Linked DNA regions of Mus musculus: regions 1 and 2 are each linked to region 3. The links are chromatin loops, found by intact Hi-C in ENCODE. Cell type or tissue: left cerebral cortex. All regions are shown on one strand.

Region 1 (4,000 bases), 510 kb after region 3:
GGTGCTGGGGCAGCCAGTACTTCCCCTCCCCGTGCAGCCATCATAGGGGTTGGTGGGGGCAGCCCCAGCCATCTGGAAACCGCCTATCTGGGTTCTCCATCCAAATGTGTTTCTGACCAAAGGAGGTGCATTTCTTGAAGAGGTCCTTTTAAGGCAACAGCAACCACAGAGCACAAAGGAAAGATGTAACCAAAACCTGGCCCAAGATGTTTGTTTATGCAATCTTTAAATAATTCATCTTTATCCCTATTGAGCCCATCACAGCATGTCAAAAATAAATGTGTCGCCTTGGCCTATTGTTTGCAGCTCAGGATTGTCAAGCGAGAAGAAAATATTACAGAGACAGAGGGAGATACACGCAGGAGTGTGACCTTTAACTGCACTACCTATAACCAATCTCATCAAATTAAAGCACTGTATATTTTCCTTAATAATCTGTGATTAGACTGGGGCTATGAGTGGACACGAACACCCGCCATTGCTATGCAGCGGGATGTCTGCTTAGCACCGGCAAAGCGTTTGGGAATAAGTGAGCAAAATGCTTTAATTTGATAGGGTTAGAATCCTGCAGGCTCTGGGGTGAAAGGTCCCCAGCAGCTCCGCTCACACTGAATATGCAGAAATAAAAAAGTAAATTGCTTACATCTGCTGCAGGCAGCAGAGAAAGTGATCTGATTGGATAGTCCGAGGGCTCTCCATCTCTTTTGGGTTAGAGAGAGGGTTTCAGAGCATCAAAAGCTTGTAATTGGAGTAATTCTGAATTAATGGACACACACACACACACACACACACACACACACACACAACATTTTGAGGCAGCTGTTTGCAGAAGCCTGACTGTTTAGGAATGCTTACAGCTTGCCTCAAACATAATCTTTCCTTTCCACCCACAAATTAATCTTAATCTTAATTATGGGCTTGGATTTGATATCAGGTAGGGAGAGCATTCTTATCTGGCTCATCCCCCTGCCAAGATGACTGGAAGTTATCAGAGCCCTGTATCTGCTTGTCCACTTTGTCCTTCTTTCTGGAATACATGTGTACTTGGGCTCTCCTTCATGCATAAAAAGATGATTTAAAGGGCTTCGCCGGGGTTCCTGGAAGTTGACATAGAAAGCACAGGTTTTGCCTTGCTCTATGATATGGGATTTAATCTTCATTTTTGATCGATAAGAATCAAAGGCAGGACTCAAGGTCTTTGGGGCATGAGCTGGTTCCCTTTCACAAGGGATGTCAGGAGACGGCCTGCGGTGTCACCTTGATGCACTCACAGGACCCTGTGTGGAGAGCTGTGTCATGAATTACATTAGGCCTAGCTGGGTCTGCTCTTCTGGCTGGCACTGTAGGCTTGCCTACAGTGAGGCTGGGGTTGCACTTGAACTCTCTTTGCCTTTGACTGTAGCATATTAGCTTACACTAGCTTGCCGATCAAAATAATATCACATTGTCCCACTGTGGGCATGCCCCTGTTGGGAGCTAAAAGCAATACTGGCCTCCTGTAGTTGAGAGTACAGCCCCCACAGTAGGAGATAAAGGAAACTGAGGGGACCCAGGGAGCGCATCTTGTGAGACCAACTTTCAGGAGAAGCATCTCAGCCAGGCATAGATCTCAAATGCTAGCCTTGCTCAGACAGCACAAGAATATGTTCGACATTCCAAAATGTTCTTAGGTACAGGTTTTGTAAGGACAGCTCCAGGCTCCTCTGATATTTAGTAGTAATTGGGGCTTACATCCAAATTCAGTTTTGTCCAGTATTCTTATTAATGCCCGAGGCTCTTTGAAATTGCCTGAATAGCCTATTGTATTCCTAGAACTACTGTGGATAGATTTTTAGAATGCCATACACAAGCTAAAGAAATTTGATTCTAGATATCAAATCATATGCATACTCTGCCTATATGTACATGTGTGGGATGTGTGTACAATATATGTGCATCACATACACATATATGATATACAGATGCATAATTGCTTAACATAGGCAAAGCTAAGACTTTGAAACCAAGCTGTACACAACAGAAAACCCATAAACACAACAGGAATTCTTCTTACTACTGTTGCGGCTTCACCAGTGTCACCCAGGTTTGGCTGCGTGGGTAGAGGGTTGTCAAGCTTGCTTCTTTCTCTCCAGAGCTTCTTTCTTAGCATACGTCGTTTCTTCGGCAAGGCTTTGCCTGTAACAAATGGCTCTGTGCTGGTTCTTATTACCCGGAAGCCTCCTTTGTCTGGCTGGGTATTGCCACAGTCTATCGGAAAGTATTTGTCAACAATTACATGTCTATTAAGGCACAGTCAATCAGTGTGGGCCCAAACAGCCAGGCCTCTAGGGCTCAACTATTGATAGGAGACTGTCAATATCCCATCGAATCCTTTTCTCCACAAAACACAGTCATCTAGCCGAAATCATTGTCTGAGACAAACGCAGAAGGCCAGCTTTCCTCTCGCGTCCACGGATGTCCCACTCTTTAATCTAACATTCAATTTGAATGAGTAAGAGCCTTTTTAAATGTTCAGAATCTAGGCTCCTTTTAAAGCACTGCCCACACTGAGTTTGGGAGGGAAGATATTTAACATAATCAGCCGTGGTAGGGAAGTTCACCTAGGAGTGTTGAATTACTCCTGAACATAAGAAGTCCAGATGAAAATTAGCGAAAGACACTTGAAATTTGCTTCACAGTCATTATACCTGTCCCTCCAGTACTGAGTCTCAGGCATTCATTTACCTGGCTCAGGACAAACGGTGGTGGTCTTAACAGTATTTTTTTTTCCCCTGCCCATTCAACTTCAAACCGGACTACAAATTTTGCTATCATTGTTATAAAGAGCTGTTCTTCAAAGAAAATATACTGAGAGCCTCTTGTGACTGTTTTAAAGCCCCCAACTCCAAAAACAAAAGGAAACACTGAGAAAGTGGGGGAGGGCAAGGGAAAAGAAATTGCCTAAGTAAGGCTGTATCCTTTGAACTGGCAACTCCCTGCATCACAGAATACAGCAGTTGTCCTCCAACAAAAGACAGCATCAAACCGACTCCAAAAAAGCCCAAGACACCCAAGAATATTAAAAGCAGATGTGATATTCAGAGCCTCTGGACCATGTGAGGTGCCTTTTAAGTTCTGTTAAATCAAGGGTTTATAAAATTACAGAAACAAACATTTTTTTTTTCTTTTGCAGAAGGTGTTTCTTAGAATCTTCATTCCTGGGATTTTCAGCCTCAGCCTCTCAAGCGGTGGAGAAACGAGTGGGAAGAGGACTCAGCTACCCAGGTCAAATCCAGATAGACTTGCCCCTCAGAGCCTGTCTTCATTCTGTGTCTTGTGTTCATAATCCAAAGCCCAAATGATTCAAATACTGAGATAGAGCCAGGAAAGGTCAAAATGCTGCCAGAAGGTCCAGGTGAAGTTTCTACGAGTTAGTGTAAAAATGGGAAATTAAAATTCAAAGGATTCAAATAAAGTGGGAGAGCCGCCTCGGGTCTCATGCGGGGAGGTGGGTTTGCCCGTTCCATTTCTTGGCCTCAGCGTCAGAGGCACACATTAATTAAATTACCAGCCTCCAGTCTGAAGTAGATCGTCTGCAGCTCAGAAATCCTGGGGTCCTTTCTGCACGTGATGGCCACAAACACCATATCTGACATCTTTCTAGTTCCCCGAGCACAGCTGCTGTGCTAGTCCATTACAGACATCCAAATGTAATCTACCATAGGACTTTTGCGTAGTAGACTCATAGTTCATTTCAGATGTTTGCACGGGGAATTTTTATACGTGGACTTAAAAATATTCTAAGAGCATAAATTGTGAAAGGCCTAGGTCAGGAACCCAAGTCATAAAGGGCCCCTGGGCAGTCACTTCCCAGCAGTCGGCCATCATGGCCAAGGGGGCAGCTGATCTCCGTTTCTGAGAGCTCCATTATGGGTATTTACAAAATAAACAATGCAAGCAAGTTCATGATTGTCATCCTTAATAATATGCATTACAGCAAGCCTTTAAATAAATATACAAG
Region 2 (4,000 bases), 840 kb before region 3:
CAGGAGTCATTAGCAACACCCTCTGCATGCATGGCTTGCGTGGGGGAAGCATTGTGTTCAGTAGCTGTTACACTAACTCTTGCACCGCATCTTGCGGTAGGAAGTGTAATAGCAAGAAGATCATTTTTTAATCCTCGGGCTTTATTTTGTGTGCGTATGCCTGTATGTGGGGGTGGGGTGGGAGTGGGGGTGGCTGCTCTCAGAAAATATGAATTGAGACGAGCCGTGTGGAAGAGAAAGAAATGGAGAGGACCGGAAAGAGGGAAAGAGAGAAGAGTAAAAGTTTCCAATTTAGGACTCAGAACCTCCTTCAAATTGAAGCTTTGGGGCTTGAGGTTCTTGTGAACTTTCTTCCGTCTGTTTTTGTCTCTGCACCTTATTGCCACTGCTCAGTGGATGCTAGGGCCCTCTCAGGAATTGCCTCTTAGCTCCTAGATCTATCAGCAACCATCTTCTCCACAAGTTAGCATTCTCACCTCAAAGCCTAGGAACTCCCAAGAACCTGGTCATGCCTCTACAGCTGCCCCCTGGAAAGATGCCCCTTAAATCCTGCTAGGAATGTGAGATATCTCTCTCTAGTATGATCTCTCAGGAACCTGTTTTAACTTAGTAGAAAAGGGACAAGCCAGCCAGAAAACTAAACTGGCTATTTTCCTGGTGCAGCCCTATAATTTCTGAGCGGGAGCACTGAGAGCCTTCTAATCTGCCGTGCATGGAGCACAGGTTGTAGAGAGGCAGAGAACTCACACCGCCTCTTGCCCAGGCTGCCCAGAGACTACCCTACCAACCCCAAGGAGCACAGAATTTTTCCTAAGAGGCTAACTTTGGCTTGCTCAGGTAGAAAATAAAGGGGGCTTAGATACCACCACCATCTCTCCCTTCACCCACAGTTCTCAGGCTGGCCATCATTTTACCCATGGAATCTAGTTGAACACCCTAAACACACACAAGAGAGAGAGAGAGAGAGAGAGAGAGAGAGAGAGAGAGAGAGAGAGAGAGAGTTAGAGAGAGACTTAGAGAAAGAGAGACTTAGAGAGAGAGAGAGAGACACTTAGAGAGAGGTCAAACACATAAGTAAAAACTACATTAGATGGAAGTTCCATGTCGCTTTCAAAACAGATAAACCACACAGTTCTTCGCTGGCCCAAAAGCAAGGCACTCTACATTCAAAATTTATTTTCAGCATGGAAAGGGTGTTGTTTCTTATTACACTTGGCTTTGGGGTGAAAAGAAAATGAAACAAAGATTCACCATAGCATAGCAGTGAGTTAATTTTCTGTGTATTTTATAGTCTAGTCCAGTGGATATATTTAAAGGAAGATAAACACCTTAACTGACCAACTGGTTGAAACAAGGGCAAATAGTCAGTTGCACATTGGAGGAAAAGAATGTGTAATTCATAATTCCTGGCCATTGTTACTTTCATTGGTCGAAAGGCAGACGTGCTGAGGATTGCGTTTTCTGATTATGTCTGAAAATGGAGAGGAACCAGGCTCCAATAGGCCAGCCACAGTCCTGGCAAAGCCTCGGTGAAACCCCAGCGGTCAGAAGGAATGGATTTCTGTGGAAATCATAACTGGGAGGTTATAGCTTCATAGGCCCCGCTTCATGGAAGGCATGGGCCACGGCAGAATGACTTAAACACACCGCAGCCTGAACTGGTGGCCTCCTGACTATGTGTCTCATTCATTTTATCTTTTCTCTGAATGCAGCTTAGGTGACGACCGTTGAGCTGTGAACGTATGCTTCTGTGTTTTTTTTTCCTTTGCGCATCTCCTTTGAGAATTGTGGGTCACAGATGATGGTGTTCTTTTGCACCAGTGGGGAAAGAGGCCTGTGTGTTTCGGCTTCTTTGGAGATTTTAATAAGGAAAAAGAACGAGTTAGGCTGCAGGAGATTTGGAGGCTTGGTCGCGTTATTCCAGTTTCCGAAGCGAGGTGGCGCTCCAGGGCACTGCACTGCGCCCGGGTTTCCGCAGCTGAGCACCAGCTTCGTAGAGTTTGCTCTGGAAGGCAGTAAAGTCCAGGAGCGATGTAAACGCAGAGTTCCTAAACGTTCTGTGCAGAGTCCAGGGGTACTCAGACTCTCTCAGGCCTAGTGGCCTACATGAGTAAGAGAAGACCCGAAGCCGCTTCTGGGGGTGAAGGGGGGGGGAGGGGAGAGGGTGGCTGCAGGGAGGGCAGACCAGCCAAGGCCCGGGCAGGCTCTGTGTTGAATCTTCCTGGAATCTCTAAAGTTCCAACTCTTGATGGGTCCGGAGCGGTTCTAGAATGCTGTAGAGAGAGCTCGGCCGGAGCCATCCTCCCTATTTCCCTATCTGCGGTGGGCTGGTTAAAATTCACGGAGGAGGTTTCTCCCCATCCACTGGGCTCTATCGACTTAGTCTCCCACCCTCTCACCCCCACCCCACCCCATCCAAAAAAGAAGAAACAAGAAATAAGAGGAGGATGAGGAATAAGAAGAAGGGTGTGTGTGTGTGTGGGGGGGGGGTGTATTCGTGCATCCCATGGCTTTCATTTTGTTTTCCAAACTGGATCTTTTTTCTCTTTTTTTCTTTACTGCCATTTCTTCTCTTCTGTTTTCTTTTCTGTACATTTTCTTTCATTCCCTTATTTCGTTAGTTTTTGCAACCCATTGGTGACGAGGGAGGGAGGGAGGGAGGGAGGGAGGGAGGGAGGGAGAGAGAGAGAGAGAGAGAGAGAGAGAGAGAGAGAGAGAGAGAGAGAGACCAAATAAATGGCAGCAAAAAAGTGAAGAAACAATTTTGATTTATTGCATGGATTTCAATCCATGCGATTTCGTTTTCACCTCGCTTCTACATTTCCCGAGTCTCAGGCTCATAAAGGCTAATAAAGACGCAGGAGAGGAAATGCCCCTTAGACCTCTTTGGAAATGATGATAGAAGTAATAGTGGCGGTAGTCCCTCTGCGCAGCACTCCTGTATAATGGAGATGTCACTGTGGTTTTGCAGTGTGGCTCCGAGGACCAACAGTCGTGCAAAATTTGTGCCCATGCTCTGAGGGCCTCTTTTCAGCTTCCGGGTCTAGTGGGTCCCCTGAACCATGCGATGTTCTCCTTCCCCAGTGGCCTGTACCTTCAGGCTGCCAGGAAACTTTTTTCCTCCTCACAGTGTTGCAAACTTGCAGCTTAACTGTGTGTCTCTTTTAGCCCCCACTTCACCCACTTTCGTCGAAGTTTTAAAGCAGAAACAGCAGGATTTTGAACCCAACTTAGGACTCTAGAGAAACTCAGAGGACCAGGTCATTAGGAATGTTAACGGACAACCAAGAATTATAAACATGATCTGAAAGTCTCTTCCAATTCATTTAAGTATTTATTTGTGCTAAGTGATGAAAGGTGACGGATGAGAAATAGACATCTTTTAAAAATAATGATGTCAGAGGAGCCTTTACCCTGTCGATTGCTATAAATCAGCGTTGAGAAAGACAAACGGGGGGGGGGTGTTATTTGGCCACCTAACGGGCTGCATTCACTGGGCTGCAGTTGGCCTGTCAGCAACGTGAAGCAGCGGTGAAGCTTTGGTCTGGGGAATGGCAAGGAACGAGGGGAGGATCAAGGCCCACAAAGAGCCAAAGGGGGACATGCTGGTGAGCCTGCTGGTTTCCACTTGAATTCCCATACTAGTGATAGATTTGGCTTAAGGTAGTGTGTCCAGGCCAGGCAGATGACAGGCCTTAGGAATTCGGGGAGGCTATAGTCACTCAAAGTTCTGAATGTCACATTATAGAGGGAGAGCAGGCTCTGTTTCACAGTCTGTCAGGGGTTTGGAAGACTCCATGAATGTTACCTTTTGAAAATACTCCCCCACCCCCGTTCTCTCTCTCTCTCTCTCTCTCTCTCTCTCTCTCTCTCAATTTTCTCGGCCCAAGAGGAAGCTTCATGCTCTCTATGACACAGACTGGTCTCCACAAGGAGAGAGGATCCGAGCCCTATAGGTAGGAAATGACAGGTGTCTGCAGGTTTGAGGTGAAGGTTGCTG
Region 3 (4,000 bases):
AGAAGACGGTGAATGCCAGGATCCATCGCAAAGTAAATGGGGTGAAAATCGGCAGGCAAGCCGTAGTTACCCTGCACGTCCCCAACACATGTGCCCTGGTGCCGACCACGTAGAACATGAGGACCTGCCGGCCAGAGCCGTCCCTAAGTCAGTATTCATTATCACAAAGCAGCCCCTTCCCTTCAAATAATTCTCCCTCTTACTCATGTCAGCAAGTCTCCTTAACAACAGGGCTTTCAATGCTCTGCTCTCTCTCTATTGGCTGAAATGGAAGGATACTCCTTGTCTCCGAATTTCTCCTCCGAGACCAGGCAGGCCTTTTCCCCTCCTCTCATAAAAGCTACTGATCCCAGATAATTCAGACTCGCGTGGAGAGAGGCGGTGCAGAGGTTTGCAGTTCAGATGTGGGGACAGATTTTGAAAACGAATTTCCATCTGGCATCCAAAGGGCAGTTTCTTCTCCTGCCTGGAGGTGAGGTGTCAGAGAGTGCCTGGCCTGAGCTGGGTCACCATCCAGCAAGAGTCCCGGTTTCAGAAAGTCTCCTTATTGGAGAATTTCTTTGACATTTTCTAAAGGGCAAGTGAAATAAAGTTTCTTTTGGGCAGCATCTTTTACTTTATCCTCTTAAAAACCAGCCACCACCGGCAGATCCAATCTTGCAATTGTATAGAGACACTCCTTTAAAAGGACGACTGTTCCCACTTACCTTGGTTTTTTTTTTTTTTTTTTTTTATTTACACATTTAAAAAAATTTTTTTTGCAGTATTATGAGGCTTTCTTTCTCTTTGCATGATTACTAACTCTGCTGTCTAATTACCATGGCTCGGAATGAAGGAATGAAACAGCAAACCAACAAATAAATATAGAAAGAAAAGGTCTGCCAATGTGAAACCCATTAAAAGTGTTAATAGCAAAGCACTGTGGGAAAAATATCATGATTAGGGTATTAAAACAAGTCTGATTGTCTACATTCAGCAGCTCCACCATTTGATCGTTTTCCCTATCTGACCTTGTCCAGTGAGCTCTCTGTCTATAATATGTTCTTTATTGCCGAAGGAATGCTCTTTGAATTTACTTTCTTTATGGTGTGATTATAAATCTCTGTGACATCCCTAATGATTCATCTCTTTTGGCACCGGGCAGAAGGATAACCACTTCTATAATGCACACGTTTCATTTAAGGTGAAACCGGAAGGAGATTTATCAGTCAGCACAGACCTTCCAGGCACAGGCTAAATTATAACCATTTATCCCCTTCCATAAACAAGTTTAACTTTGGTGCACTCTCTCCCTGAAATGCCTCATAACCCTTTAATAAGATGTTTTAATTTGTGCATGGTCTGAACAACCAGGCCTTTTCTTCTGCTGAAGGGACAGTTGTATATTTTCACCTGAGCCTCGCCACGGAAATAAACTGGTCAAGAGCACACTTCCTACGACGGCCGATCGCTCACTTGTCTTAAATTAAGCAGAATGCTTAATTGAAACTGTTTTCTAAGATTTGTAGGTATCGGTTTAAACTCCAAAGGCAAATAATTTTAAGGATATTGGAATTTAACTTAGCCTGTTCTGTGTTTGAGATTTTTAACTCAGAAAGGCAAAAGCCCTGTATCTTATAAGCAAAATTGAATTTATTTATTTATTGATGATTCCATTATAAACCTCAATGGCAATAGAGTTTTCATTATGAGTGGAAAACACATGAACATGCCATGTAAATCTCCTAAAATGTGCACAGGACTGATCACCTTTCTCAGAACATCTCTCTCTCTCTCTCTCTCTCTCTCTCTCTCCCTCTCTCTGTCTGTCTGTCTCTCTGTCTCTGTCTCTGTCTCTGTCTCTGTCTCTGTCTCTGTCTCTGTCTCTCTCTCTCTCTCTCTCTCTCTCTCTCTCTCTCTCTCTCTCTCTCGGTGTGTGTGTATGTTCAAATCAGCAATGTTTGCTTCAATGTCCCTTTTCCACAGTGCAAACAAAACTCCACGGATAGATAAAAAACCCACACAGGAGGAGCCAATGATGATAGAAAACCGGTCAGCAAAAATACTTTTGAACTTCAGATGACAAGAAACATGCTTGGTCCACAGGGCTAGAAGAAATGGAGATTTTTTCCCCCCTTTTCTCAGACATATGTAGAACATTTGTTTCTGTTTTATTTCTACTGTCATAATATGATGGTTTTATTCAGTTTTTAAACATGCTTCAGCTGGAAACACTACATCTTTAAATCAGGCAACCCTGGCTTCAGTGTGAATTCCCTTGCCGCGCTCCCTCACCTTACCCAGGTGCATGTTAAATCAGTATTAATGACAATATCATTCTTGTGCAGTCATCTCCTGCCTGCAATTTGGTTTTAATTACCCGCCACGTTGTCTTTCCCCCTCACTGACAGCCATTAAATAGGGAATGACACTGGAGCCATGGCTGTGTGCAACACTCACTTCACCAGAGCCCAGGTCCCTCATAAAGCAGGCTGCAGTGCCTCCTAGTGGCCGAAATCAGAAAGGGCCATAACTGAACTGAGACTTCGTAAGCCCTTTTCAGGTTAATGTGGGGATCTGGGCAGATTATGAGGTTCACTGATTTTATATGAAGAAAATAAAAAGTATGAACCCAATTCTAGTTATTAATCAAGAAACAATTATTTATTGGCGAAACGTGCTAGTTTAAATGTAGTGATCAATGACACTCTCCAGGTGCTCTCTCATAGTGGAGGGTCGTGATGATGGAGGATCAGAAACCCGCAAACTTGGCTGAGAAAATGGAGCCGAGGAAAATTCTCGGGCAAATTCACTGAGGAAGGTGAGTCACCAGTGCGCTGAGCATCAGGAGGACTATTCTTTCTCCCACTTTGCTCTACGCTGAGGGACTTTTACTTTTTGTCTTTTTCTTCCTTCCACTTCGCAAAAAATATTTTAGTTTCTCCATAAACTAAATGCATCCTTCCACGCTAGGAATGAATACATCCCATGACCACAATCATTTTTGCATGATCAATGTAATCCTAAAGTATCCAACACAGTTTTCTTTTAAACAGGACTTTAAAATTAAAACTGTCTGTACAAACACTCCCTTTAGACACTCTGCAGATGTTCCCGGTTGAAGGTTCTCATCTTATGGAAGGGTGATCACATATTGCTTTAAAAATTTGTTGGCTAAAATACATCTGCAGGCATGTGCATGACACAAGAAGGACATTAGATCTTTTGTAATATCAATTAGAAACATGACTCATGAATGCTACATTGCCAAGCAGGGTAATGGTTAGGAGTCACATACACTTATCTATCTATCTATCTATCTATCTATCTATCTATCTATCTATCTGTCTATCTATCATCTATTTTTGCTGAATTTTCTCCTTGACTACTTCTTCGTGGTCCAGAGGTGTTTATTTCAGGGCTCATGGACCAGTCTTGCACAAAAGCTAGCACGACGCTCTTTAGATTCTCTCAACAAGTATAATTACTCACTTTGCATGCTGCTAAATGGAGAATCGTAGCTAACTGCTTTAATTAAAATTTTAACCGTGCATCATATATACAATAACTTGAGCATGCACTCATGGTGTGCATCTGTTCTTATGTATTTACACTTATGAAAACTCAGACATAAAACAGACATGCTGATGATGCCACTCCTCATTCTCCAAACTAGAGGACCGATGTTAAACACTAACTCATTTCTGGATATTGCTGGTTCTTTTCATAATAACTCCATACTTGCCTTATTAGAATCAATAAACAACTGTAGGTATTTTGCTGAAAATATGGAAATACACATTAACCAATTTGAACCAGTGTTAAGTGTTTTATAATGGTGGGAACCTTATTTTAAATCTTATAGAATGAAGATAGAATTTAAAAAAAATTCAAAATAAACTAAAATTCCCTCATAAACTAACACTTCTACTTTTATTCGCTAGAAAAAAAAAACAAAACAAAACGCTATTTGGTCATTTGAATAGTGTCTGAATTGGTTTGTTATTTTAAGGAATATTTT

Evidence for each region. A loop is a pair of places that touch in the nucleus more often than their neighbours do. Peaks named below come from ENCODE experiments on the same cell type or tissue, not always from the same donor. Only the 100,000 strongest peaks of a DNase experiment are listed, where the experiment ranks them.
Region 1: it touches region 3 in a loop (2.5-fold over the local background); 5 of 42 quality-filtered maps call a loop at or near these places.
Region 2: it touches region 3 in a loop (10-fold over the local background); 23 of 42 quality-filtered maps call a loop at or near these places.

What each region holds. Positions count from the first base shown.
Region 1 is chr7:68,979,748-68,983,747 of GRCm38, reverse strand. No RefSeq gene overlaps it. Among named protein-coding and RNA genes, the nearest start is that of Gm23795, 30 kb to the right of the region's middle. In left cerebral cortex, no CTCF peak of the experiment used is centred here; a DNase peak (open chromatin) is centred at 2,453.
Region 2 is chr7:70,333,055-70,337,054 of GRCm38, reverse strand. All of the region lies in intron 1 of Gm29683 (predicted gene, 29683), which reads left to right. Among named protein-coding and RNA genes, the nearest start is that of Gm29683, 2.8 kb to the left of the region's middle. In left cerebral cortex, a CTCF peak has its summit at 1,928; a DNase peak (open chromatin) is centred at 1,940.
Region 3 is chr7:69,489,472-69,493,471 of GRCm38, reverse strand. Gm38584 (a long non-coding RNA gene) reads left to right here and starts at 2,435. Exons shown (of 3, transcript XR_882201.1): 1 at 2,435-2,800. In left cerebral cortex, a CTCF peak has its summit at 2,498 (motif pointing left); a DNase peak (open chromatin) is centred at 2,481; H3K4me3 peaks cover 246 bases.